2 separate regions of the Homo sapiens genome follow, and region 1 is linked to region 2. A link is a loop called in an ENCODE intact Hi-C map of the cell type or tissue named here. Cell type or tissue: PC-9. All regions are shown on one strand. Links, peaks and the distances in the headings refer to the core of each region. The heading gives the core; the rest is flanking DNA.

Region 1 (8,337 bases), core at 155-8,154, 100 kb after region 2:
GGGCAGCTGGAGAGATCAGTATGTTACAGCTGCCAAATATATAGTGGAAATGTACAATAGAGTCAAGTTCTAGACTCTTACAGCAGCCTGTCCAGTGGGCAGGCACTAGACAAGCTATCTAACATTAAACACTAAGTGTCTCTGGGAAGTTACTATCATTTCTCACATTAAATTCAATTATGCTGTTCACAGCTGGGACAGGTAAGAAATGTGACAGCTGCCTGCAGAGTTGGCATGAATTGCTCTTTGTACCTGAAACACCAGAGAGGGCCAAAGGACACAGCATTGGAAAACCTGCAGAAGCCTCCATAGTATTATGCACTGGTTAATGGATCAAGCACTTGGAAGACCTAACTCAAATTTGAGTTCAGGGCTCGAAACCTAACTATTTCTAGTCATTGTTCAATTTTTCCATTTTTAGCGGAGCAACTTTGGGCACTTACTACCCGCCAGGTACTGCTATGTGCTTTACTAGCACCATAGCTTTTCATCCTTTCTAAACCCAGTAAGTTCAGTAAAATTGTTAGTTTTACATTGCAGAAGAGGAAAGTAAGGGTGAAAGAGATTGACCTACTGCTATAAGGTCATACAGCTTGCAAGCAGTAGAGCTGGAATTTGAACCCAGCCAGGTCTCTTGGACTCCAGAGCTTAAGATCTTAATAACTATGTTAACTGGTTTGGAAGGAACCAGAGATTGTCCAATTCAACCAACTGTATACCTAGAGGGAGCAACTTGCAATCTGGAAGGGCATGCAACTAGGAGTCTGCTCTCGTTTTGTTTGAGGCTCTGCTGTGTGACTGAGCAAGTCACTAAACCTTCCAGGGCCCCAGTTTTCCTTTGCTATCAACTTTTGATAAACTGTTCTGTCTTCCTTACAGGTTTGTTTTAAGGAGCAGTATGTGAAAGCCCTATATAAGAAGTGGAACAGGACAAAAGCCACGCATTTGTCTTACTAAACAGACAGCAGGCATATTCTAGTCCCCTTTTATGGGCTAGCTAATTTCTGATACATCTAGCCAAATGTGATTAACAGGGAAATGTTTAATATAGAACCACTCCCTTTTCTGACTCACCAAGAAAATGACATAATCTTGAATATTGTACTAAAATAATTTAAAAATTGAGTTTGATATTTGGCTGCGCTTGCTTAAGCATTTTCATATGCATTTAATCTCCAGTAGAACAAAATGAGGCTCCAGATGGCTAAGTTACTTGCCTCCAATCACACGCAACTAATCAATAGGAGAGTAAGAATTAGAACCCAGCACTACCTGGTTTTACTTGCAGGTGATTTTCCGTACAGGAAGGGCTTAGGTCAGATCCATTTGATTATAGAAGGCAACAACTCTGTCTTCACAGGACCTCATTGTTTCCAATGAAGTCACCATAATATCCCTGGGACTACTCCTTATGCCTCTATGCACCCTAATGGGAGAGTTTTCTGTTTTATCCTTTGCTGTGTCAAAGTCTAAACGTTTAGCAAAAATCCAGCCTCATCTAAAAAAACGAACCAGGCTCAAAGCATAGACGAGCTAAAAGAGATAAAATACTATATCATGTCTATCTCTTGATAAGAAATAACTTTCCTAGCTTTGAAGTAAAGGAGGAATTAAATTTCTTTCTAAATTATGGACAACATTGAATTTGAAACTTGTTTAAAATGTAAAAACAATGGCATGAGATTAAAAGGAAAATTTGTATACCAAAGATGATTAAGACTCAACTCTGTATGAAGAAGTAATTCAGATTTTAAAAGAAAAAAAACCCAAGATCTCAATAGATCAATGGCCAAAGGACATGAGGAAAACATTTACATAGAATAGAATACATATACTAAGCACTTATCCTAGAAAACATTTATCCTGAGTAGTAACCAAAGAATTACAGTTTAAAACAATCTTTATCATTATAATTACACATAATAATTTTACAGTTTTTGATATTTACTAAGTGCTTTACATATATAAGTTCATTTAATCCCTAAAACCACCGTAAGAGATAGTGCTATTTCCATTTCATAGGTGAGGAAACTGAGACACAGAGAGGTTTAGTAACTTGCTCAACTCATAATTAGTTAGGGGAGATTTAAACCCAGACAGTCTGGCTCTTACATTCATATTACACTTGGGAAATTAATAGAACTAAACATACCTAAAAGTAGACTATCTGGTGCTAGGAATGTTCTTGAGCGATTCAGTGCTAGTGCTTTACAAATTGCTACAACTCTTTTGCAAAGCAATATTGTGATAGGTTGCAAAAACCATAAGACTATACCTTCCATTCTAGTAAGCTCACTCACTGGACTTTGGATTGCAGAACGAATTCAACAGAAGTAGAAATTTATAGGCAGACAGTTGTATACTGAAGTGTCATCTAGACAAACACTGTTCAATATAAATATAATACACACCAGATTTATAATTTAAAATTTTCTAGGAATCATATTTAAAAAAACAAAATGAAATTAATTTTGATATTTGATTTAACCCAATATATCCAAATAGTATAATTTCAACATCAATATAAACATTTACATTGTTTTTCTTATATTGCCTTAGAAATCTGGCACATATTTTATACTTACTACTTGTCAATCCAGACTAGCTACATCTCAAGTGCTCCATAGTCGCATGTGGTTAGTGGCTGTCATATTGGATAGCACTGATTTAGAACATCAGACGATGGGAAATGGACAATAATATCCAGTGATGTGGAGAATGATTTAGAAAAAGTATGGTATGTCAGTCTCTGGAGTTGTATCAGATCATTACCAATAGCAATAATAAAAGCCTTTAAGAAATATATAAGGCCGGGTGCAGTGGTTCATGCCTGTAATCCCAGCACTTTGGGAGGCCGAGGCGGGCGGATCAACTGAGGTCAGAAGTTCAAGACCACTTTGGCCAACATGGCAAAACCCTGTCTCAAAAAAAAAAAAAAAAAAAAAAGAAATACCTAAAATGTCTATGCTATGTTAAGTAAGAAAATCCAAGAACACAAAATATTAAATTAGTAGATACTTAAAATGTGTCTGTATGCAGGCTGTGACTGAAAAAGAATGTGCAAATATTAAAATAGTTGGGTTAGCATGATGAGATTTCAGGCTGATGTTTTTGTCAAATGTTCTTTTCACTTAAATAGGCATACAACATTTATTTTTATTAATAAACTTTTTAAAACATAAAACAGACAAAGGATCCTTCATATAATAACAATATTTAGGGATTTAATTTTTACAGATTTGTAATATACTGTGTGTTCTAACAAATTCCACATGCTATATATCACTTGGGTTTACCTATAGTTTGGTGTTCTCCTGATAAATAATTTGGAATTTTTAATTATTGGATAATCTTCTGTTTATGTCAGTGTTCTCAAAGGAGTTGAGTTACCTAAGAAAATTATTCACAAGCCTTTGAATAACACATTATGGAGGCAATGTAATGATAGGACCATCCTTTGCTCTTTGTAATATATTTAATATACATTATTGATTGATTGGTTGATTGATTGAGACAGAGTCTCACTCTGTTGCCCAGGCTGGAGTGCAATGGTGCGATCTCGGCTCACTGCAACCTCTGCCTCCTGGGTTCAAGCGATTCTTGTGCTTCAGCCTCCCGAGTACCTGGGACTACAGGTGAATGCCACCACACCCAGCTCATTTTTGTAGTTTTAGTAGAGAACGGGTTTTGCTATGTTGGCCAGGCTGGTTAATACACATGTTTATTATTGCATTTCTTTTATTTGACCTATGAGCTATACTAAAAGCTGACCCAAAGATATCCAATTGTTTGGTGGGTTCCTAGAGATAGAAACTAATAAACAAAATCCCAACTACTTAGGAAAAACTTTGAAATTCTGATTTCAGTTTTAACTAACATATCTAATTGAGAACTAGAGAAGCACAGACGTGGATGGGTTAGATAAAGAAGGATAACTGGAGTCACAGAGTGCTGCGAGCCTGAACTTGGAAAGTCAGCATCTGCAGAAAAGAGGGCATGGGATTATGGTCAGAGAAAACAATTCTGGCCCTGCCTGTACTACCTTAGGGAGTGCACAATCATTCCTTATCTGTAGAACTGGAGATCATGAAATCAATCTCATAGGTAGTAAGAATTAAATAAGATAATATACTTCTCTAAAGATCTGTAATTCTCTGAGGTCATTAAGTGCAATCCTTTATTTTACCTGTGAGGAACACGGGTCTAGAATGGCAAAAACAGGCTTGGAACCTGGATGTCTAGTTTGAATTAGGGTCTTTTAAGCACAAAGACTCAGAGGCCAGGCCTGGAATCAGGGTCCTTCTGTCACTGTGCAGCTCAGTTCTGACACTGTCACAGTGTCATAACACTATGACCTTGAACAAGTCTCTTACATTCTCTCATTTTCCCTATCTGTAAGGTGGGGAAAATAATTGTGTCTAATTCAAGATTGGTCGTGGAGTTTTTAAAAGTCATACTACATAGTATGTTTGGCACACTGCAATCTCTCAGTATCTGTTATCTGTTATTGACAGTAGCCATCCAGAGAAACCTTCTTTGGATGCTTTTGGTGTCCCCAAACCAATCCTTACAATTGTCTTTACAGTCGGCATGTATATTTTACTCATCAATTGGTTGAATCTTTGCAGAATTATATTTTGGAACTTCATAGAAAAATAAAACAGGAAGTTGGGGAAGGGTGGCATTGGCCCACCACTAGGGGGAGTGTTAGTGAAAGTTTATCTTAGACACTCTTAGGCGGGCAGGTTCTGCAGTGGGTAAGGGTTTGGTGGAGGGAAGGAAGGGAAGAGGTGGGCATTCAGGAAAAAGCTGGGTGGAACTCAGGAAGGCATGGAGGTGTGGTCCTGTTGGAGGAGAGCTTGCAAGAAGAGCAAGAAGGCAGTGCAGCACATTGGTAATACCTCTCACCGAGCACTTGCTGTGTGTTAGGCTCTGTGACTCTCATTATTAGTTTCTGTCGCTGGAAAATGGGAAGGCTAATAGTTTCTCCTTTCTAAGAGTTATTGCAAGCACTTTAAGAAATACTGTGTACAACATTTTTGAACAATGAGTGCTTGACACATAAAAGTTTGTTGTTACTATTATTATTTACTATTAAATCCTTCAAAGCTCACATGAGGAAGACCAGGGAACATGTTCAAAACCATGGAGCTAGTAACTGACAAATATCCCCTGTTGCCCGGCAAGTCAAGCAGAGTCTTCCATCCTCCCGCTGCCCACCCTCCAGCCCCATCTCTCAACCTTCCAGTGGTGTTGCCAGGGTGGACCTAGATTGGCTCAGAGCCCCCGTTCTGCCTCTTCCTGGCTGCAAGACCGGAGTAAGTCACTTTGCCTTTCTGAAACTCAGAAAGCAAACTTCCAGTTTGCTCATTTGTGAAGTGGGGGTCATGTTTCTTATAGGGATTTTGTAGGAATTCAATAATGTTTTCCAAGTAGAGTGCGTAGCCCACTGTTTGGCACATAGTTACTCAAGGAGTATTAAGCTGTTAATGTGAAGTGAAGTGAGCCCTTGGGTTCTCTGTGACCTAAGTTTCTCTAGACCCTGACATTTCCATACTTAACCTTTACTCTGGAACAGTCTGGGACAAAAGAAACATATCGGAAACCTAGGCTTTGACAGCCTTCTCTCCCTCTTTTTGTAACACACCATTTTCTTAATTCAATGCCGTATGAAGCAATACAGCTTCTAAATTCATTGATGGTGTCTGCCGGCAAGGAAATGTCAGAGCACTTGGATCCAACTGTCCCGTTGCCGTTCTCTGGCTTTCACTGGGTGAATGGTAACATTTTCAAATGAATAAAAATCTCCAGGCAACATCGCTCTCCTCCCCCAGAGCAGATTTATAACAGAGTGGTTGGCATTTCCACATGCTTTGCACTTGTCAGTGTCAGATTCACATACGTTCTTAGGTCTCTGTACATATATAGGCATAATTTAAATCTCCGGTGAACAAAGGCTATTTTTCTAACTTGGAGATATTCCAAAAGATCTTTGCATTTCATCTATTTTAAATGTTTGTGTGATTTAAAAGCATGGTGATGTCAAATGGTACAGGGGAGGACTGAATATTCAGCTTCCAGCAACTGATCATGTGCTATGTGTCAGGCACTTTATATACAATATTTTACTGAACTGCAGAATGCATATGCATGATCCTCAGTTTACAGAAAGGGAAACTGAGGCTCAGCAAGATTAGTGACTTGCCCAAAGTCACACAAGTCACATGAGCTGAGAGTGGTGGGAGTGTAACAAAAATCATTCTGATTCCATATACAATGTTCCTGACATTTTATCACAGATGCCTCTGCAGAATAACATGCATGCATTCATTCATAAACAATTTACTGAGCACTTGTAATGTACCAGGCACTATGCAAGGCTCTGGTGATCTAACAGAAGAAAAAGCAAGCAAGAATTCTGGCTTTCAAAGAGCTTACATTCTAGTGGGCAAATAACATGGGCCAATTCTGTAACTTGGTGAAAATTTCATCTTCATTGGATGAGATGGAGGTAGAAGAAGGAGGTGGAATGCAAGGATGGCTGGGATCATGGTCTCTGTTCCTCCCCAGATCATGCCAGGGTAAACATTTGGGGAAGGTCTGAGAAGAATGATGAGGCATAAATCTGTGACAATTCCTGCCAGGCCTCTATTCTGATCTGCAACGCATAGGTTGTTCTCTTTTGGGGTGCAGGATTTTGACAGCAAACATTGCTGCTCTAGAGCAAGTAGAGATAAAAAGTGGGCTATTGAAAAGCAAGGCATGGGGAAGGTGTTTTTAGGGGCAGCAAAGATAGAGAAGGAGATGAAAGTGCCAGGATGCCTACAACAGGCACTCAATAAGTGATAGTAGGCAGACTGTGACCTACTATCACTACTACCCAAGATCTATAGTGAAATCCATGGAAAACTTAAAACAACTTCCTGTTCATTTTCAAAAGCAATGTTGCTAGCTACATTCATTACGCAACTCCTATGTGCCAGTCACTGTACCATGTTCCTTGTATGCATTGTATAATTTAATTCCCAAAAAATGAAGTTGCTGCTCAGAGAAGCTAGTGAATGGAGAAACTTGAATTTCAAACCCGAATCTGTCCAACTATAAAGCTCTTGTCCTTTTTGTCCACACCATGCTGCCTCTGTGGCTCCTCAGAAGGCTCTTAAAGTAGAATTAATTTATAACTTGCTCTGCATCCTACATCCTTGCAACTCAAAGTATAGTCTGTGGACCAATGACATTGGCACCACCTAGGAGCTTATTAGAAATGCAGAATCTCAGGTGCCACCCCAGACCTACTGAATCATAATCTCCTTTTTAACAGGACTCCCATGTACAATAAAGTTTAAGAAGCAGGCCGGGCACGGTGGCTCACGCCTGTAATCCCAGCACTTAGGGAAGCCTAGGGAGGGTGGATCACTTGAGGTCAGGAGTTCGAGTTCAGCCTGGCTAACATGGTGAAACCCCGTCTCTATTAAAAATACAAAAATTAGCCAGGCGTGGTGGCACGTGCCTGTAATCCCAGCTACTCAGGAGGCTGAGGCAGGAGAATTGCTTGAGCCCAGGAGGCAGAGGTTGCAGTGAACCGAGATCATGCCACTGTACTCCAGTCTGGGCCACAAAGCAAGACTCTGTCTCAAAAAAAAAAAAAGAGAGAGAAGCACTGCTCTATATCTCTTGCGAAAAGACATGATACAGACACTCCCAAAGGTGGTGAGAGATACTTATCTCTGGCTCTAAACATTATCATTTCAGGAATTCAACTGATGGCTGTTGTCAAACTTAATCAAGAAATGGAAGTTTTAAAAAACCTGTCTGGGTGCCTGTTAAATCAAATTGGAATGGAAGAATCACTGTGTGATCTCAGAAGTTAGCTAAAGTTTTGAGGATGAGTTTCTACTTTTTTTTTTTCTTTTTCCTAACCCCTGAAACCTATGAAAGAGGATGAGTTTCTATTTCAAGGATGTTTTCATAGGCTTTTTAGGAAAGGCTTGCTCATTGTTAATGAGACTTTTACCCCCTAGTGGGAATCTTGACAGTAGTTTGGGAGATGAATAAGGGACCCCTTTCTTTTCTGGTGTTAGTGTGTTGAGTAGAGTCCATTAATCTGGATATAGGGCAAGGTATGATGGACTAGAACTTTTATCACAGATTTGTCCATTGATTCTCTCTATGGTCTTGGGCAAATCATTAAAACCTCCCCATATATCAAGTGATGCTGGCCTGGGGAAAGTCTACATAACATCTGACTGTTCTTATGCCATTATAATGATGATGAAAGAAATGTGTGTGTGTGTGTGTGTGTGTGTGTGTGTGTGTGTGTGTGTGTTTAAGATAGGG
Region 2 (8,337 bases), core at 113-8,112:
GCAGCAGCTCCTGCCCAGGCTCCTTCACGCCCTGTGACCATTCTCTGCTTGTAGGCGTGTCTCCTCCACCTCCCATAAGCTTCAGGCAGGTAGGGCCTTATTTATAGGCGTCTCCTGTGCCTGATCTCGTGCCTCACTCCAGGTGGTACTCAACAAATGCTAAATAAATGAACAATTTCATGTCCTTTCTCGTTCTCTGAGTTCCCTGAAATTTACTTACTTATTTAATTATTTTTTGAGACAGTCTTGCTCTGTCGCCCAGGCTGGAGTGCAATGGCATGATCTCGGCTCACTGCAATCTCCATCTCCTGGGCTCAAACTATCCTCCTGCCTCAGTTTGTCATGTAGCTGGGACTACAGGTATGCACCACTACCATGTCTGGCTTGTTTTTATATTTTTTGTAGAGAGGAGGCTTTGCATTGTTGCCCAGGCTGGTCTCAAAGTCCTGGGCTCAAGCAATCCGCCCATCTCGGCCTCTCAAAATGCTGAGATTACAGGTGTGAGCCACCATGCCCAGCCCTGACTTCCCTGAAATTTAGATGAAGGATCCAAATTTCAAGTACTAAACTCCATATGAAATTTCTCATTTTGATCAATTTTCCCAATACTCAAATTTACTTTATAGAAATAAAAATAATAAATGCTAATATAGATTTTGGTACTTCTGCAAAACAAAAATCAAAAAGCCTTTTTTATTTTTTTTGAGACAGGGTCTCACTCTGTTGCCCAGGTTAGGGTGCAGTGGTGTGATCATAGCTCACTGCAACCTAGAACTCCTGGCCTCAAGTGATCTTCCCACCTCAGCCTCCCAAGTAGCTGGGACTACAGGCATGTGCCACCATACGTAGCTAATTTTTTATTTTTAGAAGAGACAAGGTCTCACTATGCTGCCCAGACTCCTGGACTCAAGCAATCCCTCCATCTCGGCCTCCCAAAGTATTGGGATTATGGGCATGAGCCACCACGCCCAGCCTCAAAAGCCTCTCTTATATGCTTAGACCAGGTTAGGGAGCTAAACCAGTTGTGACACTTACTTAACATTATTTCTGGAAAACTGTTTTCTGACCAAGAAGGTGTTCTTAGATGCAAGAACAATAAATAAAACAACAAAAGATAAGAAAAAAGAAAGCCTCTTTCTGGGCTACTTCCAAAAGGGATTTGAGCCAACAGAGGTGCCTTTGAGAGGGTATCCTTGCCGAGGGTGGGCTCTGACGGCCGCCCTGACCTGGCCATCCACATGGTGTGTGATGAGGATGCTTTGGGGAGAGCCTAGCCTGTGGTCCTGGAGTCAGGGGCTGCAGGTGTGCCCACTTCCAAGCTAGAGAGTCCCAAAGGTGAGATGGAGGCATGCTGGACCGCCAGAGAAAGCAGGGCATGGAGGGACTTGCGCAAGATGCCTTGGAAGAATGTGAGAGGGCACCCTCCATTCCACCCAGGAGCATGGGGAAAGGATCTCAGGGGCTCCACAGGAAGGAGCAAGGAGGGTGGAAGAGAAGTCACAGCCCAGCCTGCCCTGTCGAGAGAGGCCTTGGCAGCTGAGAAAGGTGAGGGCATCAACCACTAGAAGGCGTCCAAAGGAGACACAGCTGCTCCTCTGAGCAGAGCAGGGTGAAGCTGAACCCTGCCCCTTAAGAAACCCATACCGACCATCTACAGGAAGATGATCACATCCAAGACCCCCAGTTCAGACCAAGTGACTCTCTCCTTTCCCTGGTCCCTGCTCCAGCACCCTAAAATGCAAAAGAAGAGAAAGGTGAGCCTGGCAGAGTGGATCAGTGTTCCAGGCTGAGCTGTCCCACCCAGTGGGAAGGTTCTGCACAGCCTGGTGGCAGGCCTGGCCATGTGACTGGCCCCAACCAGTGAATGAGGGCAGAAGTGACAGCCACAACTTTCTAAAGGACCTTTAACATGTGTTCCTCTGTCTGTGCCCATGACTGTCAATTTCCTGGGATAGAGGCTCCTCCTTTAGCCAAGGCCCTGGATGGACAGTAGCACAACGAAGAAATAAACCTTTGCTACAGTAAGCCACTGAGATGTTGAGGTTGTTTATTACCAGGGTGACCGACTCATCCATTTGCCTGGGACCTTCCCATTCAGCACTGAAAGTCCTGCATCCCAGGAAACCCCTCCGTCCCAGACAAACCGGGATGGTTGGTCCCCTAGTCACTACTATTGTACAACTCATCATATGCTGACAGACACAGGCAGGAAGAAGGAAATTAAGACTAGGATTCTACAGCCACAGATCAAGCCTGATCCAAGAGCAGGAACAGGAAACAATGCATTTACAATAAACAAGTTTAATTTTCACAATAACCTATCCATTCATTATGATCATTATCCCAATTTTCAAGGTGAGGAACCGAGAACTGAAGAGGCAACTTATCTTACTTAAAATGACACAGCTAGCAAGTGGGGATGAAACCCAGGTGTGTCCAGCTTTACTGCTGGTGCTTCTAACTACCATGGCTGCTGCCAATCCTGCCTCCAAAAACCACCCCCCAAAGTATAATACAGAGACAAAAGCAACATAAACAAACAAAACATAAAAAGCAAGCATTCCTGGAAAAGGAACAAGGAGAATTTATAAGAAAAAGAAGTCCTGGGTCAGGAAAGCTACAGGAACTGAGCAAACAAGTTATCTCTGAGCTTCCTGGCAGCCAGGGCAGAGAGGGAAATGCTCAGCTCTCACTCTTTTAAGACCTGGAAGAATATCAGGGAGTTCATCAGGACAGGCCTGAGCAAGGAGAGCTATCTGTTGGAAGGTTCTCTGTATGGGACCTAAGTAATACTATGCTGAATGGCTTGGGGTAAACAAGTGTTGTAAAAGAACAGAGGACTTCCCCCTTTTTAAAATGGGACCCCAGGGAAGGCCTGCCTCTCCTTCTGGCCCACTGTGTTACCCCTAGTGTGACAGCTGGGTGGAGCTCTGTTAAAACACTTGGTGAAGCCCAAGAATGTCACTTGGGTAGCAGCCTTCCATGATGTGGCGAGCTTAGGAAAATAGGGACAACAGTGAATCAACATCCTTGACAACCCTATCTGGTATCCATGTGCTTACTGATCTACTTCTCCACAAAACTCTGAATCCCCAGCAGGGGTGCTTGAGTTGCCACCTCTGCATTCCCACAACCTACCTACAGGGAGCTGGCCCTGAGCACAGCACATGCTCCAGAAGTACTGCTCTCCTTCCCCAGCCCAAACAGCCATGGCAGATGGCCCCTGGCCCCACTCTCCACTACATGGTGCCTGCCCTGATGTCTGTAGAGGGAATGAATGCTGAATTGCTCTGACCTGTTTATGCTCTGATCTGTTCAGAGGGTGGTGCCTCTGAGCAGAGGTGAGAGGCTGATGGGGCCCTGTCCCCACTGCAAGTCCTGTCCGACCTCCATGGTTACTCTGACAGCCTGTGGCGAGCCTTGCTTTGCAACAGACAGATTTAGAAGACCTTCACTGAATGACAGCAGATGCCCTGAACCTAAGGTAACAGGTGTTTGCACAAGGATCATTCAATAAGCATTTCTCTAGCCCCTAGCAGAAGCCACAATGGGGACGAAGACAGAAATCGGCAGTCCTTACGTTCAAGATGTCCTCAGTCCAGTTAGAAAGACGAGTGTTTTAATAAGTACATGACAGCATGACCAATTCAACAGGCAGGCCATGTTTACAGCTGTACAAGCAATGCACTGCCCTACTCCAGAGGTGCCTGGGGGTTTAGAAGTGGCAGATATTTGTTGAGCCATGATGACAACTCTCCAGCAGGTGGCAGTCAAGTGTCTTGAGGAAGGCGTGCTTTTTTTGTATTAGTGGAGCATAGGTAAGGTACAAGAGCAAAACAGATGAAAAAATGATTTGCTTGTGGGCTTGGGTGTGTGTGGAGGGGTGCTGAGGAGGTGTTAATAAAAGGAGATGAGACCAGCGAAGAGGTCTTATGAGGTGTTGCAGGGGTTTGCCGGGTGGCCTGGCTGGTAGGGAGAATGCCCTGAGCAGAGGACAGCACTATATGCAGTGGTACTTCAGTCTCAAAGGTGCTGGTTGTCAGGGGTCAGGGTGTGAGGGGGGCCCATTTGTGGCCCTTGGGTACCCAAATTCAACTGGTAGCTCTAGATGCTTGTGGATCCCCAAATTAAACATCAATCAAGGAGACGGCATTTGGAGCTATGGGGCTTGATCAGTTGAGAGGATCCTGCAAGGGGTAAGATTTGTAAATCTGAGGCACTTTGTCAATCAAAACCAGGCTGGTCTTTGTGGAAAAGACCCCCAATATCGTTGATAGAGGAGAGTCCACAGAATCCCAGTCTCCCAGACAGCTACTGAGGGTTGGTAGAGGGATTCAGAGGTCTAACTAAGTCACCAAACAGTGCTAGTTCCCCCAGGGCATGCATCTAGCTCAGTAAAGGCACTCAGTTTGCTGAATGATAAAAGGGATGTCTTCTTAACCCTTTGTCAAGTCCATCACTGAGGTGTAGAAAGAGAACAAGCTACCAACTCACTGGGCATCCTGGGGGGACTCTTGGTCCTGGAAGTGGAGGCACAGGCCACAGATGAGATGGCTGTGGAAAGTGGCCCGACTCCACCTGAACGCTGAGCAGCCACCCAAATTGAAGTGGCCCAGGATGAGGCAGCAGAGCAAACAAAATGGTCACAATGGGAGCATCTGAGTGGGCAAGCAGATCGAGGAGATTACTCTTTCAACAGGGCTGATTTTAATGACTGCAGAATGACTTGGAGTCCCAGGAACCATCAATCCCCCTAACATATCCACGAACCATCTGAAAAGGGAACTGATACCAATTAGTGCTTTTACTGCTCTAGACCCTTTAGAACATACTGATTCAGAGCATGTTCTCTGATGGGAGATGACGGTCAAGTTTCAAATCCTGACCCCATCATGTATGAGTGCCTAGGGTTCAAATCTTAGGTCCCACATTTACCAGCCGTGTGATGTTGGGCACAACATTTAGCCTGTATGTGTCATTGGTCTCCTGACCTGACCTGTAGGATAAGGATAACATTACCTGCCTCACAGTTGTGGTGAAAAGTAAGTGAGATATATAAAGTGCTCAGAATGGTGTCTGGAGCATAACAAGCCCTCTGTAAGTGTCATTATTATCTTCCCATTAACCATCACAACAGCCTCATAAGACAACTAGCTAATGTTTCATCCCCTGTCTTACAGATAAGGAAACTAAGTTTGAGAGAGTAAGTAACTTGATCAAGATCAGAGATTTTGTATAATGGGAAAGCAGATTTAAACACAGGCCAGTCCCATCTAAAGCCCATACTCCTTCCACTGTACAGCACAGCCTCCATGCAATCTAAGAAATGGGCACAGTCCAGAGGGTGCAGGGATTTACAAATTCTTCAAAAAACACTTCCCAAAGTTCTGCCATGGAACACTAATCCCATAGGATTGTAATGATGTTATTCGGGGGAAAAAATCAGGGGCCAAATACGTATAGGGAATGCTGGTTCAATAGTTAGGTTTTTCTTCTGCAGGGCTTCTTGGACCTTTAAACGCAGCCCTGTGGAGGGTGAAAGTCTAAGGGCAGCAGAGTCTGAGTCCCAAGTGTATGCATCCACACACCATTTATCACCTCACATCTAACAGCCAAGGGTTCCATGGGGCACACTAGGGGAACCATGCCCTGCAAGGCCATTCAGGATTAAAAGTCCCCTCCTGTATGACCCTCCCCTCCCCCTGCTGATTTCCTCACCAGAAGATGCTTATTTCCCAGGCTCTTGGCTCCTCTGAAAGCAGCCCAGGCTCTGAGGTTCATGTCCCACTTTTTCTTATGAGTGGTCTCTGGCCACTTCCTTTGCCCAGTGCGTGCTCACTGGCCTGGCACTGTCCTCTGCCCCTCACGCAGACCCCATGCATTCTGTCCCAGAACCAGGAATTTTTTGCAAGAGTTTTCCCCCAGCCTAGACCCCAGAGATGCTCTGCTTTACCTGGAGGACCACATGGGATCTGAAGCCACAAAGATCTCCCAGGTGCTGCCTCTCCCCAGGCAGGGTCCAGGCCTTGTTCCCCTCTGCACTCCGGCACCCAGCACTCAACATCTGGGGGCAAGGCTGGGGGCGATATGTGCTCTGTCTGCCACACCCCTCCTGCCCTGCCACTTCCACTCTGGGGACCAGGCTGGCGAGGCCAAAGCTCTCTTCCTGACCCTTGGCCTTGACATGCCCCTGCATTCAAAGAGGGCACAGGGTGCAATCCCTGATGGAAGCAAGAAGGATCAATGAGTCATGCTCAAGGACCAGCTAAATGAAGGTGCATCAGCCTGGCTCCTGTTTCTTTTCATTGTTTTCTTGCCTGTCTTTGTCTTTAATTGCTACAGAATAAGAGGAGAGAGCCTGGTTCTACAGACTCAGGGAGTAATACTCCTTTCACCAAAAAACTTACTGCCTGAAGTTGAAGAAAATTCTGGAAAACATCTGCATCTTGTTCTAAAGGAAACAAAAGAATGCACTGCTGTTATCTGGTGGCAAAGGGAGAGAGGCCAGTGTGAGGGAGGGTGGAGTTAGGATGGAGCACCTGAAAGGTGCTTGTGTTTCTGGCTAGGGCTTAGGGGATGCCAACAAGACAGGCTGGGCCAGGCAGCAGGGGCTGGACTCAGGGCAGGCCGAGACGCAGTGAAGAAAGCCACATGCCTTCTTTGAGAATGTGGGGGGAATGGGAAGAACATTCAACAGCAGAGAAAAGGAATATTATAGGATCTTGGATGGAATGGCCTGCACCTTTCACCACAATAAAGAGCAAGGCCAACTACAAAGTGGGGTGGTGGGACCCCAGGACAGGCAGGAAGGGATCCGTGGGACAGGAAGCCTGCAGAGCATCAGAGCCTCCTGGCAAGGCCAGGCAGTGGGCGTGTCTCCAGAGCAGGCTGGCCAGGCGTGGGACCTTCCTGGCAGAAGAGGAAGCAAGTGGCAGCAGAAGAAGAGGCTGAGGGTTCTCCCCTAGGTACCAGACAGGCAGGACAAGGTGGGTTTTGACAATAGAGTGAGGGGATTCTGGGTGCCCGAGGAGAGGCAGGGCAGGATGGTGGTCAGGGCGGGGCCTCTTGGGTTCCAATCCCAGCCCTGCCACTTACTAGCTGCATGTCCTAGGCAAGTTAGGTGACTTCCAGGAGCTAGAGATGCCTCATCTGTGAAAGGGGTGGATTCCCCGCACTGGGTTGTTGTGCAGACCACATGAGTTGAATAGAAGAAAACACCTAGCATGCTCAGTGGCGTCCACTATGGCCATGGAAGTGGATGGCCTTGTGCTGGTTGAAAAGGGAGAAGGCTGGGAAAAGTGATGTCAGGAGATGCAAACTCAGGTTGAAATCCTGGGGATACAAGAACTCAGAGATGGTGAGAGCAGGGGTGGCAAGAGGACATGAAGGAACTTAAAGCTGGAGAGATCCAGGACATTGACCCCTGGGAACGAGGAGGGAGTTGAGGAGAGTGGCTGCAGGGAAGGCTACAGGTATCCTGGGGGTGGGTCTGGAAGGCATTCCAGAGCGCAGCATTTCATAGCAGGAAGCATTGAGGACTCCAAAGAATCTGAAAAGTGAATAGAGTTTTAAGAGTCCAACCGCTTTGTTTTAATATAAAACAGAGAGACAACTCCTCCTGTGAGAAGCTTGGACTAGGACAATGAGAAAGGTCAGTGGGATATGAATAACAGAATTTTGGAGCTGCTCAGGGAGATAAGATGTAGAAAGCAAGGACAATGATTTCCTTAGGGAGACGAAGCCCACAGGAGGAAAAGCGGAACCCAGCAGGGTGACAGCTGCTGCTGAGGGGTGGGCTGCCCCAGGGATTCTGGGGTGACATAGTAGCATCAGCTAAGGATGCTGGGGGCATCTCTTATGTCCCACCCAGCACAGGGTTTGGTTGACTGGCAAGGAGGCCTCAGACGGCTACCACTGCCCCAAAGCCTTGAGGCAATCCAACACAGTTTATTGAGAACCCACATATGCCAGGTAATTTCTTCAGTGAAAGAATTGGTAATTTGAGTAAATTTCCACCACAAACTGCTTGTAGTAGCCAAATTTCAATTCGGGACAATTTTGTAATAACGAAGACACTGTTGGCATGCTGGCCCACGATCACTTATTAGTCTCTCAACAAATATTTACTGAGGGCATCCAAGTGCCAGGCACTGTTCTCCATGGCAGTGCTGCAGATGGGGGTAGGGATATAAAAATCCTTGTCCTCATCTGGCACACCTCCTGGTGAGGAAGGCAAGCAAACGAAACAAGTAAGTTATGTCGGGTGCTGGATGGCAGTAAGTGCTCGGGAGGAAAGTCAGAGATGGGGAGGAGGCAGACCACAGGAGGGAGGCAGTT

What was found. Hi-C counts contacts between places; a loop is a spot of excess contacts. Peaks named below come from ENCODE experiments on the same cell type or tissue, not always from the same donor. Only the 100,000 strongest peaks of a DNase experiment are listed, where the experiment ranks them.
Region 1: a loop joins it to region 2, with 10 times the contacts of the local background. A loop is called at or near these places in 10 of 110 quality-filtered maps.

Annotation. Positions count from the first base shown.
Region 1 is chr11:13,235,462-13,243,798 of GRCh38, reverse strand. No RefSeq gene overlaps it. Among named protein-coding and RNA genes, the nearest start is that of BMAL1, 38 kb to the left of the region's middle. In PC-9, for the core only: CTCF peaks have their summits at 4,486 and 4,686 (motif pointing right); no DNase peak of the experiment used is centred there.
Region 2 is chr11:13,339,748-13,348,084 of GRCh38, reverse strand. The region is part of intron 3 of BMAL1 (basic helix-loop-helix ARNT like 1); the gene reads right to left. Among named protein-coding and RNA genes, the nearest start is that of BMAL1, 66 kb to the right of the region's middle. RefSeq lists enhancers at 4,572-4,621, 6,309-6,809. In PC-9, for the core only: CTCF peaks have their summits at 3,544 and 3,744 (motif pointing right); a DNase peak (open chromatin) is centred at 3,744.